2 separate regions of the Homo sapiens genome follow, and region 2 is linked to region 1. A link is a contact called in ENCODE Hi-C or POLR2A ChIA-PET data. All regions are on one chromosome and are shown on one strand. Each heading gives the region's core, a stretch centred on a gene start or an enhancer-like site at or near the end of the contact. The rest is flanking DNA. Distances are from core to core; before and after follow the strand shown. Region 1 overlaps SLC23A2 (solute carrier family 23 member 2). Region 2 overlaps TMEM230 (transmembrane protein 230).

Region 1 (4,788 bases), core at 59-2,558:
CAATGGCCAGGCCCCGCACCTGCCACATAGACCAGTCACTGAATATCTGCAGGGCTGAGCCAGTACTCTTTCTCTTTGCCCAGGTTAAGAGAACGGGCACCACCCACACCCCGACAACCATAGAAAACCCCTATCACAAGCCCAACACCCCACCAAAGTCCCCAGCACACCTGCACCTGCCCAGCAGCACACAGTTGCTGACGTGATTAGAGTCAGCACCACCTGATTTATGACTAAGCAAATGGCCACACTGTGGGGAGGATGGAAGCAGGGGTGGGGCTGCCATTCCTTGCACAGCCAAAGGTCATGGGGGACTCACTCTGACTCCTCACAAACACAGCAAGAAAGGCTGCTTTCACCCAGCCTTGTGGGCATGGGGCGCACAGACACGCACCCTCCTCCAGGCCACAGCTCTGCATTTTGGGTCCCTGAGCCATCCCAGTAGGGTGTCAAATCCCTCTCCTGTTCTTACTCCGCTCAAACTGCTTCCCAGGCCAGCAGGGAGGTGAACCACGCTGACCCAGGTAGTTCTGTTTAGGTCTTGTGCCCCAACAGTGGGCAAGATGATGCCCTCTGTGACCAAAAGTATTTACCCCAAGTTCCCCCAGGCCCTCCCTTCTGTGTCCCATTAGCAACTTTGCCCATCAGGCTCAGCTGCTGGCCAGGCCTGGCCTCCTTGGCATGAGCTGGGGCAGAGCTGCACACGGTACACACTTCACTGCAATAAACACAGCTTTCATCCCCTATTCAGGTCAACCAATAATGCTCAGCTAGAGACACTGACCAAATTCACAGAGGGATTATGCCTACAAATCCACGGATAAGTCAGCGGTTTAGAAAAAGAACATCTCCCCAGAGAACCAGTGCTCCATGGGCAAGGTAAGGATCCTGAGTGAGCCAAAAAAAGCTCTGCCGTGCACTCTGGACTTGAAGCACAGAGCCCTGAACACTGTACCCAAAGAATGAAAGAGGGTGCTAGTCAGGTTGAGCCCTTCTTGGAAGGCCCAGACCACATCTCCTTCCCCTAGTCGGTCAGTGATATCCCTGCCCTGCCCCCTGGGGGGTTTGAGGAGACCCTCCTCCCTTCAGCCCAGCTTGGTGGTTGTGGGCAGACTAGCAAGGGCTGGGATCTGGGAACCATCAGAGCTTGCCAGCCCCAAAGCCTTTAGTCCACATAGCTTCTTTCCATCAGCAGACCTGCAGCCTACCCTCCCAGGGTGTGGCCTATCCTGGCAACCAGAACACCTGCACATGGCTCACCGCCCTCCAAGGCTCCCCTATCCCCGTGCCGCGTTAGGGCAACCCTGAGGTCCCGAAGGATTCTGACTCATCAGAATGCAGTCCCTGACTTCAGCTCACACCCACCTCCCACCGCAGGGAGGGCCAGGCCTTACTCAGCCTGTCTCTGACAGAGCAAGAGACAGCTGGCCGTGAACTTAGGACAGTCCTGCCAGAGCAGGCTCCACTTCCTGAGCAGTGCCCTGGGGTAAAGCAAGAGGCTGCACTGCGAAGAGGGGAGAGGAGCAGGAAAGGAGAGGAAAAGACAAGCTTGCAGGAGGAGGTAGGAAGGTAGATAAGGATGTTTCTCTTCCTTCCTGTGCCAGCTCCACGTCCATTTAAGCTGGTGGCTGGAAATGCAGAAGTGAACAAGCCAAAGCCCTGGCATCAAGGAGGAAGCACCGTGGGAAAAAGACATAGAAACAAAAAGGACAAACTGGAATAAAGGCCACACTGGAAGGATGAAAACAAGGTGGGAATTCAGAGAACAATGAAGGGCTCCACAGAGTCGGGAGGGCAGGACAAGCTGGGCCTGGAGGATGAGCTGTTGTGTGCCAGGCGGGTTGAGGGAAGACACACAAGAAGGTAGACAGCGGGCCCTTGGGAGTGAGGCCAGGGAAGGCAGGAGACAGGGCTCAGAGGCATGGCTGGAGATGGAAGTGGGGCAGAGAGCAAGGGCAAGCCTAAATGCTGGGTGCAGCCTGGTGTGTAAAAAGGGAGGAGAGCTGCAGTGTGGCTCACCCTGAGGAGGGTGTGGAAGTAGAAAGATGGCACTGGGTGTGGGGCACAAAGTGAGTCCAAGAGCAGTGCCCTGGAGGCAGGGAAGCCAACGGGGAGCCTGGTGGGACACTCTGGTCTGAACGTAAGGAATAGGGGCACAGAGGGGTGCTGGGGAGCGAGCATGACTTGCCAAGGGGGCAGGGGAAGGAGAGTGAGGCTGAGTTTCCAGCTTGGACAACTGGGTAGGGGAAGGTGGCGGTGGTGCCATTCACCAAGAGAGGAAATGACTGGGAGGAACACTGAGGGGTGGGGACCAACGGCCACTAGGACATTCCCGTGCCTCCATTCTGTCCTTGCCAACAGCCCTAGGCAAACGGCGCAGCTCAATGCCTTCTGCGCTCAATGCCTTCTGGGGGCTTTGGCATCCCCCATTAGTACCCCAATCTCACCTGCATCCAAACGTTGTCTGTAGCAAAGTAGTGATTCCCACACAGAAGAAAATGGTCCCAATGAGCTGGCTGGTGGCCCACTGGTCGTACCCCACACACATGGCATCGGCCAACAGGAAGGGCACTGCGATCGTGCCGCTGAAGCATGTCAGGTAGTGCTGTGGGCAGGAAAAGGGTCAGAGGAGAAACAGTAAACCCTTCCTCATTTATTCTTGATTTCATCCTAATTCTTCTCTCTTATTGTCGTTAAAAAATAGCCCACATAAAGAATCTCCTTGGTTTTTCGACCAAGCCATACTTTTTTCCTTCTTTTTCAGTATTTCTCCTTTGTTGTTAAGACAGTTTCACTCCCATTGCCCTCGACGGAGTGCAATGGTGCGATCTTGGCTCACTGTGACCTCCACCTCCCAGGCTCAAGCAATTCTCCTGCTTCAACCTCCCAAATAGCTGGGATTACAGGGGCGCACCACCACGCCCAGCTTATTTTTGTATTTTTTGTAGCGATGGGTTTTCACCGTGTTGGCAAAGCTGGTGTCAAACACCTGGGCTCAAGCGATCCGCCTGCCTCTCCCTCTCCAAAGTGCTGGGATTACAGGCGTGAGCCACCACGCCCAGCTGCATTTCTCCTTTTCATTACATTTTATTGTCTTACTATTCACTGTCATTATTACTTATTACTTGGATGAATCCATGCCTCACAAAGGAAACAGTCAATATCAGCACTGGTGATATTTTACTTATGTAATTCTTATTAGAAATATTTGGGTTTCTTCCCCAAAATGCTTTTCTGGCATAAATTGCTAAAACCATAAGGCCTTTCTCCTCTAATCTGTTATCATGAATTGTGATGTGCTGAACTATTCTTGCATGCTTGAAACAAACCCTAGTTAGTCATACTGTATTTTTCTTCTGGGATTTGATTTGCTAATATTTTATACAGAATTTTGCATCTACATTTCTAGGTTAATTAGTCTATTTCTTTAAAAAAGTTCTTTCATGTCTGGGGATTAAAGTTACATAAGCTTCATAAGTTACATACGCATGGAGTGTTTTCTGTCTTTTTCTGTGAGCTGGCATTGTTTTCGAAAACAAAGAATTCGTCTGTTCCAGTCAGGGCAGGGTTAAGGGCGTACAGTAGCCATGGGAATCTTCCAGAAAGAACCCCATCCCACTTTCCTTTGGGAGTCCCCCCAACCCCCCGCCACACCTGTAGCCCTGGTAGGATAGTCCCAGCACTCACGACTCACTTCCCTCCCTTCCCCTGTTGACCAGTTCTTATTTCTGTTCTGCAAACTTCCTACTTTTCTTCCAGCAGCTTCCCATTCCTGCCCACGTTAGCCAAACATGCCACATGCAGCCCATGAAGCCCGACTGTAAAGGAGTTTCCTGGGGTGAAATACTCCTGTTCAGGATGTCTCAGGGCTGCTCACAACTTTATGTACTCTGAATCGTCAGGAAGGGCATGATGCAGGCAGGGTTTCCCACTCCTATCTGACCAGGGAAGACTGCTGGGAACATTTATAAGATAAACATTCCAAAAAGTGTCCTTCCTGAATCTGGTTCAGAATGCTCAGCCCAAGGTAGACTAGTTGCCGAGGCCACTCAGCTCCTTTTGCTCTGACTCCTCCCCTACTCAACAGACACCTGCCAGTCGGGGTTACCATGGGCTGTGATACCTGAAACGGGGTGAGGGAAGGGCGGGGCAACTGGAAACTCAACCAAAGTACCCAGCTGTTGGCAGCCCCACCCCAGGGTGAATCAACCTCTCTGGACAATGAGATGGATTTTCTCGGCACCTGAGATACCTTAGGTTGAACTGACCACACAAACTTGAGAAGGGAAAAATGCTAAGTCCGACCTCAGAACAGAGTCCAAGTTAAAACCAAAGCATATTCAGTCCAGGAGTGTGCATTTAAGAAAAGACCCTCCCCACGTTGTCCCCTTTCTCCAAAACGTCCCGCGTTCATCCTATGAAAGGGAAAAGGGTGCTGAAGACAGAGGAGGGAAGTATCAAAGACGCCGGAGGCCTCCATCAGCTATGTCACCACCCACCTTGTCCCTGAGCCCGGCTGCCCTCCCCTCCCACTGGAAGCTGCAGCAGACAAAGCTGCTGCTACCATGGCAAGTTTCCCTTCCTTTAAAAAATAAGACTGAAAACCTACCATTTAGGTCCTGGCCAACATGGCACTTTTCCGGGTAGCTCCTGTTTCATGGCAGAGGTTACCATGATTGTGGGTGGGTTAACTAGGCCAGGAATGGGAGATGAAAATTAATTTCTCTTTTCTCTATTCTTCAACTTTTCTCCTTTCTCTATTCTTCCTTCTTTCTATAACTCTATTTC
Region 2 (4,599 bases), core at 850-3,349, 200 kb after region 1:
TATAGAACCATACAATGGGAGCCCAAGTTTTAAAAACCAGATATATATTTATGTGCTTAGAGCATTTCAGGAAGGGTATATTAAGAAATTTATTTGGAAAATCTTGAGAGGTAAGCTGGAGTGAATGTACACTCTCCACTCCATGCCCAAATGTTTACTTTTCACTTTATACCCTTCTGTTTATTTTTTTGACCAGCAGCATCAACTTTTTAAAAAAGGACCAAATAGGCCAGGCTCAGTAGCTCATGCCTATAATCCCAACACTTTGGGAGGCAAAGGTGGGAAGATCACTTGAGCCCAGGAATTCAAGGCTGCAGTGAGAAATGACTGTGCCACTGCACTCCAGCCTGGGCAGTAGAGCAAGACTCTGTCTCAAAATAAATAAATAAATAAATAAATAAATAAATAAATAAATAAATCAATCAATCAATAATAAATAAAAAAACCAAATCATTTGGTTGGCCAAAACCTTCTGATCTGAGCTTTGCTCGGCAACCACTCTCCAAGATAAAGCTTTATGTATCACCTCACATATTCACTGTCAAGGCTCAGGCACTCTAGATTACTGGACTCCCCAGTCAACATTCCCATTACCAAAAGTCCCTAATCTTGGAGGCTGCTTCAGGTCACCCTCTCTTTGTCCCTCACTTCCTGAGTTTTTTTTTTTTCCTCCAACTATACTCACTCTACTGGTGATCTCAAACAGCCCTCTAGCTTTTAAGATACTGTCCAAATGCTGACTCCCAAATTTCTATTTCCATCCAAGACCCACTCTTAAACTCTAGACACACACATGCATCGCAACTGCCTCCTCAACAGCTCCACTTGGATATTGAGTAGACATCTAAAACTTGCTCTTCCCACAGCCTTGCAACTCAGCTGATGGCATGTCCAGGCTTCCAGTTGCCCAAGTCCATAACCTCAGAGTTAGGGAAAGTTGAGTGTGACCCACAATGCCAGCTACCTAGAAACTAAGGTAGATCTAGGTACTGGGATTAAAGATATCATAAAATCATTAAAATGTTTTCTGAAATGTTTGAAGTTAACTCATTTTATTTCTAGGATTTGGATTTCAACATTTTAATTTCTTTGGAATATAAGTCACTTTTTGCAAGCTAAAAAATAGAATCAAACTAAGGTGATCTAGTCCTCTAGGCATCCAGGCTGATCCTTGGAATCATGAGCAGAATGATGACATACTACAAGGTGCTAGCAATACGGCTATAAACTCTAAATAATAACCACTACATGTTTCATTAGGAAACAGCCAAAAGTCCGGCCGTTAAAGGAATAATCTGCAGAACATCTTGATTTACAAGGGACAAAATGATGCAAATTATATGCTGTCCAACCTACTGGTGAACTGGATCAGAATGGTCCAAGGACTGTTAAACAGAGGAAGTATTTACATTTTGAAAACTTGCTCTGCAGGATAAAAAAATTCCTGGTTGCTGTCAGTAAGAAAGCAAGTAAAAAAAATATTACAGATGAACTCACTGATCTTTGATTTTACTAAGGTCTTCCACTGGAACATGAAGGTAGGGATAAGTGTACAGGATAATATACTCAGATATTTTTAAAATAAATTACTTAATAATAAGAAATTAGCCATACCACATTGTTCCATTTGCTACAAGAACAAATTGGCAATGAAGACTATTTAAAAGAAATGCTCAGCTCTACAGAGGGTGGTGGCAGGCAACACTTTTCCATTACAGAATAACCTCTATTCTTCCATGATACATATTCCTGTGGAAAAACTTGTCAGGGCCCAGGGATGAAAAATAGAGCTTGTCCTAATTAGCTAACTGTAGGTTCACTTAACATCTTTGGGAAGGACCCAAAAAATCTGGCCATTATTTTCTTAAACATCTGCAAGCTGCAGAATTCCTTAGTCCTCAGCTATAGTTTCTGCTAGATATCTTAAAGCTGGGACAGTTCCACTGTGACTCCTCCTCAGCTATGGGGTGGGTGCTAGTCATCAAAGTCTGGAATGTCATCATAGGAGTAACCACGGTAGCCTTTGGATGCATAGTAAGCGATGCGCAGGTGGTAAAATCCGGGTAGGAACACCAGAATGCCAATGATCAGCACTGGAACGGCCCGGTCTGCCCCCTGGTGGCAGAAGGAGGCAAACACATTAGTACCGTAAGAGTTACACATTTTAAAATAAAACGTCACAGACCTAATCCTTAGATCAGTATTTTATACTCTTCAGTACTTTTTCTTTGAGTTGTATACCACCAAGGGAAAAGGTTTCCTCCTGATTATAAATTGAAGACAAACTACAAAATATTAACAATTATAAAGAAAAAAATGACCCATTCTCATCCAGATATTTTGGCTTCTTTTCCTTTTTTTAAAGCTCTTAGTTGTGAACACACCATACTCTGTGTCCTGTGGCCAATATTATTAAAACCTTTTCATACATTTAAACTGTAAGGATGTGTAACATTCCACCGAAATGGACATACTACAGTTTTACCTAACTGCCCCACATACAGCTGCTGGACACTTTGGTTGTTTTTCACCTTTTGTAATTGTACAGATACCACTACAATAAACTCTGTGTTTTTCTCAGCCTTTCAGGTTTTCTTTTCTTTCTCTTTTTTCTTTTTTTTTGAGGTAAGAGTCTTGCTCTGTTGCTCGGGCTGGAGTACAGTGGTGTGATTACAGCTCACTGCAACCTCGACTTCCCAGGCTCAAGTGATCCTCCCACCTCAGCCTCCAAGTAGCTGGAGTTACAGGTGTCAGTCACCATACCTGGCTCATTTTGTACATTTGTTTGTTTGGTAGAGATGAGGTCTCGCTATGTTGCCCAGGCTGGTCTCGAACTCTGGGGCTCAAGCAATCCTCCTGCCTCAGCCTCCCAAAATGCTAGAATTATAGGCTTGAGCCACTGCACCTGGCTGGCTGTGTTCCCTGTTGTGTGTTAATTATAGTCAGAATTGGTTCAAGACAACTTGGACACTGTGTATGTGGGGACAGCCCATGAGAAAGAACCACCAACTACTTTAGGTTTCTAAGGTTTCATATTGAAGCTCAACAGGAACTCCAACCAAACCTACTGTAAGAAGGAACTGACTTACGAGGCACAGTGACCCCACACATATAACAGAATTGCTATTTCTCTCCAAATACTGACAGTATGTCCATGGCACTGCACAGCTACAATGACAGCATGCTGCTCCAGCTACAGCCCTTTACCAATCAGGACTCCTGTATGCCAGGCTCAGCCATGTTGTTCCAAACTATGACAGGGCAAACTGTCTAATATCTCAGAGGCCAAGTTTGCCTACCTGCCACCACCTCCCCTATAGGAACTATGGAAGTTTACTGTTGCTCAAAGGAAGAAAAACATGTTTTGCCAACAGAGAACAAAATGTAAAAGAAAATCTTTTTGGTTTTTCTGCTGGAATCTGCTGTACCAGACATGAATATAAAAACAAAGATTGAACAATGAAAAAAATCTAAAACCTGAATAGACAAAGAGTAATGAGATTAAGGCCATAATAAAAAGTCTCTTAGCAGAGAGAAGCCTGGGACTAGATGGTTTCGCTGCTGAATTATACCAGTTAAAGAATTAATACTTGGCTGGGCATGGTGGTTCACTCCTGTAATCCCAGCACTTTGGGAGGCCAAGGCAGGCAGATCGCTTGAGCTCAGGATTTCAAGACCAGCCTGGTCAACATGGTAAAATCCTGTCTTGACAAAAAATACAAAAATTAGATGGGCATGGTGGTATATGCCTGTGGTCCCAGTTGCTAGTGAGGCTGAGGTGGCAGGATCACATAAGCCGGGGAGGCAAAGGTTGCAGTGAGCTGAGATCGCACCACTGCACTACACCTGCATGACAGATGAGACCCTGTCTCAAAAAAAAAAAAAAAAAAAAAGAATACTAATCCTACTGAAACTATTCTGAACAGACATGGAGAGAATACTTCCAAACTGATTCTACTAGGCCAGTTTTACCCTGATACCAAAACTAGGCAAAGACACATCGAAAAAACAAAAATAGGCCAATATCCCTGATGAACATTGATGCAAAAATCCTCAATAAGGAGGATAATACTAGCAAACTGAATTCAACAATACATTAAAAAGATCATTCATCAGGACCAAGTGGGATTTATCCCAGAGAGGCAAGGATGGTTCAACTTATACAAACCAATCAATGTGATAAAATCGTATCAGCAGAATGAAGGACAAAAACCATATGATTATTTCAATCGATGCTAGAAAAGCATTTGATAAAATTCTACATCCACCGGGTGTGGTGGCTCACGCCTGTAATCCCAGTACTTTGGGAGGCTAGGGTGGGCCTCACACTGACCATAATTAACACACAACGGGAAACATAGTCAGAGGGGTGCAGTGGCTAAAGCCTGTAATTCCAGCACTTTGGGAGGCTGAGGCAGGAGGATTGCTTGAGCCTAGGAGTTTAAGACCAGCCTGGGCAACATAATGAGATCTCATCTCTACCAAACAAACAAAAAAATTAGCTAGGTATGGTGACTCACACCTGTAACTCCAGCTACTTGGGAAGCTGAGGTGGGAGGATCGACTGAGCCCTGAAGATTGAGGTTGCAGAGAGCTGTG

Evidence for each region. A loop is a pair of places that touch in the nucleus more often than their neighbours do. ChIA-PET counts read pairs that join two places held with the same protein, here RNA polymerase II (POLR2A). Pooled maps may share reads with other maps.
Region 2: a loop to region 1 is called in a pooled map, with 4 times the contacts of the local background. The contact joins two enhancer-like sites. A Hi-C loop is called at or near these places in 3 of 50 pooled maps. POLR2A ChIA-PET finds 5 or more read pairs at or near these places in 3 of 52 experiments (GM10248, K562 and T-cell).

Annotation. Positions count from the first base shown.
Region 1 is chr20:4,897,108-4,901,895 of GRCh38, forward strand. SLC23A2 (solute carrier family 23 member 2) reads right to left here. Exons shown (of 17, transcript NM_005116.6): 6 at 2,448-2,605. Among named protein-coding and RNA genes, the nearest start is that of RASSF2, 76 kb to the left of the region's middle. RefSeq lists an enhancer at 1-183. Within about 2 kb of position 1,309, at least 5 of the 41 ENCODE cell types and tissues checked have a DNase peak (open chromatin) inside an H3K27ac peak, as active enhancers do.
Region 2 is chr20:5,098,817-5,103,415 of GRCh38, forward strand. It overlaps TMEM230 (transmembrane protein 230), which reads right to left. Exons shown (of 4, transcript NM_001009925.2): 4 at 1,034-2,115. The coding sequence ends at 1,975. Among named protein-coding and RNA genes, the nearest start is that of TMEM230, 12 kb to the right of the region's middle. Within about 2 kb of position 2,100, at least 2 of the 41 ENCODE cell types and tissues checked have a DNase peak (open chromatin) inside an H3K27ac peak, as active enhancers do.